Regions from separate parts of the Mus musculus genome. Here region 1 is linked to region 2. Evidence: chromatin loops called from intact Hi-C (ENCODE). Cell type or tissue: heart. All regions are shown on one strand. Each heading gives the region's core, and the rest is flanking DNA. Links, peaks and the distances in the headings are about the cores only. Region 1 overlaps Dclk2 (doublecortin-like kinase 2). Region 2 has its middle 22 kb from the start of Cd1d1.

What was found. Hi-C counts contacts between places; a loop is a spot of excess contacts. Peaks named below come from ENCODE experiments on the same cell type or tissue, not always from the same donor. Only the 100,000 strongest peaks of a DNase experiment are listed, where the experiment ranks them.
Region 1: it touches region 2 in a loop (9-fold over the local background); 30 of 42 quality-filtered maps call a loop at or near these places.

What each region holds. Positions count from the first base shown.
Region 1 is chr3:86,787,011-86,791,404 of GRCm38, reverse strand. It overlaps Dclk2 (doublecortin-like kinase 2), which reads left to right. Exons shown (of 16, transcript NM_027539.5): 16 at 3,993-4,394. The coding sequence ends at 4,193. Among named protein-coding and RNA genes, the nearest start is that of Gm52625, 39 kb to the right of the region's middle. In heart, for the core only: a CTCF peak has its summit at 2,524 (motif pointing left); no DNase peak of the experiment used is centred there; H3K4me3 peaks cover 276 bases; H3K27ac peaks cover 2,923 bases.
Region 2 is chr3:86,974,944-86,979,337 of GRCm38, reverse strand. No RefSeq gene overlaps it. Among named protein-coding and RNA genes, the nearest start is that of Cd1d1, 22 kb to the left of the region's middle. In heart, for the core only: a CTCF peak has its summit at 2,574; no DNase peak of the experiment used is centred there.

The DNA.
Region 1 (4,394 bases), core at 313-4,312, 190 kb after region 2:
GTACAGGACAGGAAAATAAACCCAAGTGAGGTCAGTGGTGCCTGAGTCCCTCTGAGCATCTCCCACCTGCTCAAGTCAGCCAAGGTACAAACCAGCCAAGGTCTCCAACAGCGGTGCCTCTGTCCTCCTCACCACCACAGCAGACAGACAGCCGACACAGGGCCAGGGGCGTGGATATCGGGAACTTGCCTCTCCGAGGGGCAGGTACCTGAAATAGGCCGTCCCTGCAGCTCTGTCATTTGCTTCTAGAGCAGCCTCTTGCCCCATGGGAGAGGTTCTCCGTATTCCTCCTACATACAGGGATATAGGCTTATTCTCACTGCACAGTGTAGTCTAAGGATGCCAGGAAACCGTGGGAGTCCAGGAAGCCACAATGCACACACCCACTATGGACACAAGTATTCTGCTGTTGGTTAAGCACCTGTGGCATTCCTGGTCCCTGCTTTCTGTGATGTATTCCCTTCCTCCAAGGGTCTTAGTTCATTTGGTAGACTCCCTCCCACTGTCCTCGAGACTCCTGTGCTCCCTGCAGGGATCTGTGTGCTCCGTTTCCTCCCCATACGACTTGAGTCCACAAACTGGGCTTTGCGCTGCCCTGTAGGACTCTGGAGTGCTCCTTGATGAACACAGGAAGGCTGGAGGTGTGGCTTTTCCTGCCACTGTAGTGATGTTTTACTGAATACTGGAGAAAGGCAGAGATGTCACAGATATGGAGCCCACAGCAGGGGGACATTTCTAGAACCCAAGGATTCTCTTTTGAGACCCAGCCTGTGAGCAGAAGCAGGGTGGATCTGCGCCATGCATGGTGTGGTAGGGAGCGTCTGTGGAAGTGGAAGAGAAAACCATTAAGAGTCAGCATTTGTGTTGGGGTGCAGCTCAGCGGCTGTGCGTGTACCCCAATATCCCCCAAAGTATATATTCAGCATCTGGTACAGCCTTGAAGAGAATTTGTTGGAGTCAGAATTTCCTATCATCTGTTAATTAGCTTGCTAATCTTCTAAGATTTGTTAGTTTTGCAGCCCTGGAATTAAAGGCCATTAGGCCTGTTCTCTGCCTCCTGACCCTAAAGCTCAGCTGAGGGTCTAGAATGATTGACAGTCCTCCCTTGAGCCGGCATAAGCGGTGTAAGCTGCGCTGTGGATAACAATGCAGAGAACCTCTCACCACTTACAAATAGCGGTTTCCCCCTTGCTAATGGAGTTAGTCAGATGTCAGACCCTTGAGTTTTAACAGAGTGTTCCTGAGACTGAACAAACCTTAAGAAGGTGACTGTATAAAAATTGTGTGTTGATGTATATGCAGGAGCTATTTGGCACATGTTGGTGACATCCAGCTAACCACATTCTCTGCCTAAGCCTGGAGACTGAGCACAGGGAACTGCCTGCCAATGGTCTCACTGCATTCAGAATCTACTGGACAGATTCCTGGGACTTGTTTCCGGCCGGCCGTCTCTGTTCTCAGTGGTTCAAAAGCCAGCCTGCCAAATTTTGACTTGGCCCCAAAAGCAGCAGAAGGCTTCTTGCTTGTCCTTCCCCAAGCCAGTTCTGGGCCTATGTATGGCTGCTGGGTAGAACCTGTGACATACTTCGGGGCCCCGTGTCATGTATATCATGACTGTATAACTGAGAGCAGTTTTAAATTGTTTTTATGCATAAAGTAACTACAAAATGCCTGTCTCTGGCATGAGTTAGTCATTACTGAGTATACGGGCTCAGTAGCAGAGGAGTAGATGTGTTTGTAGCTCAATGGTTAGTGGTCTCTGCATAATTTACAGATGAGGTCCTCTCTGTCTCCTGTCACCTCAGAACTCTCCCCAAGTAGGTACCTGGGGCTCCAGTGAGTAGTATGCTAGGGTAGGGCTGACTCAGGGGAAAGACACCGAAGTGACACTGTTGTCTGCATTTCGTTTGACAGTTTGATTTGACAGTTTGAGCGACACTTCAGAGTTTCGTTCTTTGCCCAGTTGAGACTATGGGAAACCCTGAAGCAGACCCTGGTATTCAACACCCTGTGCTCATGAGAGCCGCACCTAACTTTCAGCCCCTCTTCCAGCTGCATGCTTGTCTCAGGCTCCGGCCCTCAGCTTCCTGCTGGTAGGGGTCCTCTGAACCCACTGACCTCCTCCTGGCCAGCCCAGCCCAGCGCGCCTTTGGGGAGCTTTGTGATAGACTAAGCTTGTCAAGTCTGGTTTCCTGCTCAGGAGCAGGGGCCAATAGTTCTGTGCCCTGTTCCTGTTTACATAGGTGAAGGGCATCTTTCTGCAAATGACAGCAGGGGATGAGTGTCTCCGTGAGGTTTTAGTGCTTTGTCCAGAGCTGCATTTCTATCAGCCAGCCTCCATGATGAGAACATGGTCATATCAGAAAGAGTTTCAGAGGCCGATGGCTCCGGGTTGCACTTTAGCGCTGTCCCTGACATTGCTTAGTGTGCTGATGAAGGACAGTGTATTCCAGGAGGTGGTTTCTTTGTCCCAGTGAGGGACGAAGGGAAAAAAAAAAGCCTCAGAGACCAGAAGGGGCCATCTTGTGGCAGAGAAGGGAATGACAAGACATCTCCTTCCATGGTCTTACAAGAGGGAGAAATGTTAGTCAAAGGATACCAGAGGCTCTGTTTACTTTGGTGGGGTGGGGGTGGGACTCAGGGGTTCTTTCCTTATTTAAGACAGACAAGACTGTTAATCGTGTCGCTTCTGTTGAAAGTAAGTCTAGTTTCTGTCCCTGCTTCTCTCCCCTCCTGCCTCTCCCGCTGCTGCATTGCTTCCCCTGACTAGGTCCAAGGCCATGGTACGTACTAACTGCACCGCGAGCTTCTCTCTGCCACGCATGCTCATGTTCTCTCGGCCAGAAGAGAAGAGGGGAAATAATCAGGGCCGCGTGGTCCTCATCTACCGGGGAAAGTCCGGGATAGGAACACGTGTTTGCTGTATCTCCTGTGGGTGTTGCTGGGGTGGAGTGGTCCGGACTGGTACCAGCAGCTCAAGAGGCAAGCCTCAGACCAGGCTTTGCCCACTTAGCCCGTTAGCCGGCACTGTCCTCGGAAGGTTACCACTGCCGGGAGCTATGGGGAGCACGGCCCGGAGGCCACTGGCAGTCGAGTCGGCCTTGGGAAGACTTGCCAGGTGTTTTCTCTATCCTTAAGTTTGTTTGTTAACGTGTACTGGAAGTTCCTCGGCCAACAGGAGTTAGGCTGCAAAATGCCTCCTGGTCCTTTCATCGTATAGCTGAAGTGGTACCCAAGACCTGCAGTCCCCGCGCCTGTAGTGTAAAATGGCAGTTGCTGGCTCCTAGGGCACACAAGCCCCAGTGAGACAAAGAAGACTCCATGCCTGGGTATCCCCAGGATGGGTCAGAAGGCAAGTTCACCCATGAGGAGGTAAGCAGATGAGTAAGACCAGGAAGACAGCAGAGTGCAGGCTTCCCTCATAGGGAGGGGGGCCAGGCAAGGACGCCATGGAGGATCCACAAGGCTGCTACCACCCCAGTGGATTCCTGGGCATATTCCACATGCCCTTGGGTGTGAGGGCATTCCTTATTTATGACACATGAGATTTATACCCCGGTGACAGTAACTTTCTCTAGATAAGAGTAGTAGCTTAGCTAGTGTAGCTGGCTGAGACTGGTGATCACCAGCACGCCTGGGTATGGGTATAAGCAAGACACTCGGAATTCAGGTGCAGCTCACAGTGGGGACCTTCTCGGGTCACCTTGTGTAGGCCAGCTGGCTTGATTCTCGAGCGCTGTGACCCATCACTCCCTACCCCTAGCTCCCAGCACAGGCTGTGGTGAGGGCTGAGGCAAAGGGCAGCTGCTGGGACGGGAGCAGGTGGGGGGCTCTGTCTCCCTTAGGCTTCTACTAGAAGCCTGGCCTATTTCTCCTCTTCTGTTTCTGCGTCCTGTGCATGCCCTGTCTTGCTTTCTGGTCCTGGCTGTGTGATGGAGCCCGGCCTGGGTAATGTGTGATCTCTGCTGCTCTCTCTCTCTCTCTCTCCCCAGAACACGGCTCTAGATAAAGAGGGGCAGATTTTCTGCAGCAAGCTCTGTCAAGACAGCAGCAGACCATCCAGGGAGCAGACCTCGCCAGTCCCTCCCTCAGCCCAGGAGGCCCCTCCCCCACTGGAGTCTCCCAGGCCCCCTGGTCCTCCAGCCACCTCTGGCTGTGATCTGGCAGGGACCTGGCGCCGCCACCGAGACTGAACCCTGTGTACACAGGCCAAAGCCGCTCACCGTGCCAGGCAGGCCGCTCTTCAGCGGGCCTCATCAACTCCTTGCTGAAAGAGCCTCTCTCTCCTGGCTGCTGCTTTGACAGTTTGTTGGCATGTTCTGTCACTGCCTGAGAACAGAACTGGGGCATCCTGGAGCCCGTGTGCAGCATGGCCTCATGCACTTTGGGCTCTG
Region 2 (4,394 bases), core at 201-4,200:
CCCACCCAAAACATAAGACCAGATATTAACAGCTAAAATTACAATCATCCCAAAACCACATATCTGTAACAGCATAAAAACACAATCAATAACAACCAGGACAATATGGCTTTACTAGAGACCAACAACCCTACTATAATAAGCTCGAAGAAATTAAATATAGCTAAAGCACAAGACAGGGACTTCAAATAGCAATTATGAATACTGTAAGAACCTGTCTTAGTCAGCCGGGCATGGTGGCGCACGCCTTTAATCCTAGCATTTGGGAGGCAGAGGCAGGCAGATTTCTGAATTTGAGGCCAACCTAGTCTACAGAGTGAGTTCCAGGACAGCCAGGGCTACACAGAGAAACCCTGTCTTGAAAAACTAAACAGACAAACAAAAGAACCTGTCTTAGTCAGTGTTCTACTACTATGAAATGACACCACGACCATGGTCAATCTTATAGGGAAAGTATTCCATTGGGGCTTGCTTACAGTTTCAAAGGTTTAGTTCATTTTCAACATGGCAGGAAGCATGGTGGCATGCAGCCAGACATTGCGCTGGAGAAGGAGCTGAGAGTTCTACATCTAGATCCACTGGCAGCAGGAAGAGAGAGCCACTGGACCTGGCTTGGACATCTGAAACCTCAAAGCCCACCCCCAGTGACATACTTCCTCCAACAAGGGTATACATACTCCAGCAAGGCCACTCCTTCTAATCCTTCTGAACAGCACTACTCCATGATGACTGAGTATTCAACTATAAGAGCCTATGGAGGCCATTCCTATTCAGACCACCACTGATGTTAAAGAGGTTATGAGTGAATTCCTTAAGGAAATCCATGAAAACATAAGCAAACAGTGGAATTAAATGAAGAAAACAATTCAAGTCATGAAAGCAGAAAAGAAGCACTAAAGAAAACCAAAACTGAGGTAAAACTTTAAGAAATAAAAACTTTAGGGACTTGAATGGGAACCTCAGAGGCCTCATCCACAGAACACGAGGGATGAGAAAGGAGTCTCAGGCACTGAAGACCAGAAGAAGAAATGAATGCCTCAGTCAAAGAAAACTGTTAAATCTTTTTTTAAAAATCCAGGCAAAAAGCACACAGGAAATGTAGGCCACTATGAAAAGATCAAATCTACAAATGATAAGAGCAGAATGAGAAGAAACCCAAGCCAAAGGCACAGAAAATATTTCCAATGAAAATCACAGAGGGAATTTTTCCTAAAGAAATAAAGGCTTATTCAGATGAAACCAAATAGACTGGACCAGGAAAGAAAGTCCCCATGACACATAATATTCAAAACACCAAGCATACAGAACAAAGGAAGAATATTAAAAGCTACAAAAAAGAAAGACTAAATGACGTAAAAGGCAGACCTATTAGAAACACTCTACTTCTCAATGGAGACACTAAAAGCCAGCAGGGCCTAGATAGATTTTTTTTTTAATTTATTTATTTATTATATGTAAGTACACTGTAGCTGTCTTCAGACACACCAGAAGAGGGCATCAGATCCCATTACAGATGGTTGTGAGCCACCATGTGGTTGCTGGGAATTGAACTCAGGACCTTTGGAAGAGCAGTCAGTGCTCTTAACCACTGAGCCATCTCTCCAGCCCCCTAGATAGATTTTTTTTTCAACTAACTCTAAAAGAGCATAAAAGCCAGTCTAGAACACTCTACAGAGCATAACCTTCAATCAAAATAGATGAAGAAAGAAAAGCACTCCTTGATAAAACCATATTTAAGCAATCTACATCCACCAACCCAGATCTACAGAAGGCACTGGAAGGAAAACTTCAATACTCAATAAAACACTAGGAATGAATAATCCCAGAGCAGTAAATCAGAAGAGGGGAAAACCCATGCTACAGCAACAGAACAACGGAAGTCAACAAACACTGCTCATTGTTAGCTCTCAACACTTCAATAAAAAGACACAGACTAACAGATTGGATTAAAAAACAGGATCAATCTTTCTGTTACATCCAAGGAAGATACATAATACATATATAAGGATTTATTTTAAAGCCTTGACTAAGCATTATAAGTCTATTCAAACATGTTTGATGTTAGCTTGTTCAGTTTGACCATCATTGGCACCTAAAGGTACTGAATATGGAAATCCCACATTTAGATGAAGTCCACAGACCCACATGGCTAGTGTATAAACTCTTGGCCAAGACTCTCTACCTCTATCAGTGTGTATATCATCTTTGTTTTCCACGATGAGCCATCACGAGTCCATTTAATATGTAGTCTTATAATGGTGTCCCTTGGGAGTAGTTATAACAGGTATATAAAAATAACCTCATTATGATTGGCAGATTCTTGAGATTGTAGCTGTCCAGAATTCCAGAGCCTAACTCCAAAGGTATCTTGTGTCTTTCAAAACAATTAGTTTATCAGTTAGATTGTATACATGAAATCCTTTTGCGTGAGTTCCTACTGACTTCTGGTAATCCCAGAATCGTTGTATATTTTCCATGACTGGTGCATCACGCTAAATGCTTTTGATAGTGTCTTTAGTATCCTTTGGGCAGGTTGAGCCAATTTACTCATATTATTGTAGTACCATTGTGTACCACGAGGGGGTGCACCTACTCCAGATACATTTCATCTATGTAGGACAGTGATCTTAGAGTTGGGGTTTTCTGCACTAGCTACCCAGTTTCCTACAGTTGCTCCGAATGTTGTTAAATTGGGCCCGCGGGTATTGGGAGTTTCGTTTTACTTCTAAACATGCACAAATTAATTCTAAATTAGGCAATAGAGAGAGGTGTAGTTTGGGACTGTGGTGAAATTAAATTTGCATGTGTCCCCTAAAGCCTGGTTTACAATAGTGTAAAAACGGGAAGCAGGGATTTTACAAGGGTGAGTACCTGGGTTTGTTTTAAACTTTTTTTTGTTGTGAACTCTCTAGAGAGTATCCTAAGGGTTGATATTCAGGCTCAGTAACACAAGTGGGTGTTGCTATGTGTCCCCCATATGATCCAAAAGCATTAGAATTCTGTAATGATGGAATATCTGGTTGAGAGATACTAGTTATCAACCAGTCCTAAGGTGGGACTTATGAGCAATCCTACACCTTAGGGGTGGATAGGTCAAATAACTCAAAGTATGGAAGCCTATGGCACTACACACGCGCACACGCACACACACAACACACATACACACACACATACACAAATATATATACACCACACACGCATACATATCACACACATATATAAACCATACACACATACACACCACACACATACACACACACCATTTGTTCTAAATACTGCCATTTTGTTTTCAGACATCACATAATCATAGGGAGGAACTAAATTCAAGGTCCCAGGAGATGGGGACTTCTCAATAGCTGAACAGCTTCTGCTGTAAAGAGACAGTTATCTGAGTCCAGCCAGAGACAACTTGTAAGGAAACAGTTGTCTGAGTCAGCCATCTCAAGGACAAATTTTCCATCTTTCTGGAAGGGTTAAACTATGTTCATGTTCCCAGGCTCAGGAACCAACTCCTATCCTGATTGGTGGAAAATGTAACATAACTGGGCATATGTCTATGGTGCACAAGCTTAAACAATTCTGTGATGTTGTCTTGTGGTTGCAGTCCAGCTCCCCAGTTCATTCTGCAGCCCTGATCAATCAGTCATGGCTTGGTTAACAATACATTTTTGTTGTCTTCATTGACCCCGTGTTCAAGTCATGTTGGATCTAAGCGGACCCCATAACATCATCAAGTGGGTTAAAATGAGGTCTGTGAAGGGCTGGTTTGGATGTTATCGTTGCTGTGTCATCTTCATTGTTGGATCCTTCAGTTCCCAATTCACAGTCCTTGCCTGCTTCCAGCCTGGGTTGGAACCAGAACTGGTACCACTGGGATGCAAAGCTGGCTTTCATAGCTTTGCTTCATGCAAAGTTCCACCATAGCTAATAGTTTCCTGGATAGTTACAGGCTCATCGTGGAGATGATACCCCAGCAGATGGCAGACAGCAACCAACAAGTTTGCATGTTAGCCTAAGTATACCCCGTGGTCTGCACAGATTGCTCTAGCATATTGTGTCCTTCAGTAATCTTCCAGATATTTGCAACAATTATGATGAATAGAGGTTTTAGGATGGTTGTTGCATTTGTCTAGGTTGGTAAACTTTTAACCCATTATAGTTATAATGCTTAGAATTTTTCATATTCATTTGCAATTATGCTCCTCATGTGTGATCCAGTAGAGTTTATGCCGCCATTCTGTACCATTCCAGTTCATGGCTATTCCACTGGTTTTATTAAATCTGGTCGTTGTATTTAGTACATTCCATCTTTCTACAAGACTGGGAGTTCTGGGGGAAGATGCAGTGGGCCAAGTCCAGTGGCTACTAACACTAGTGGTAGTATCTTCAGAGTA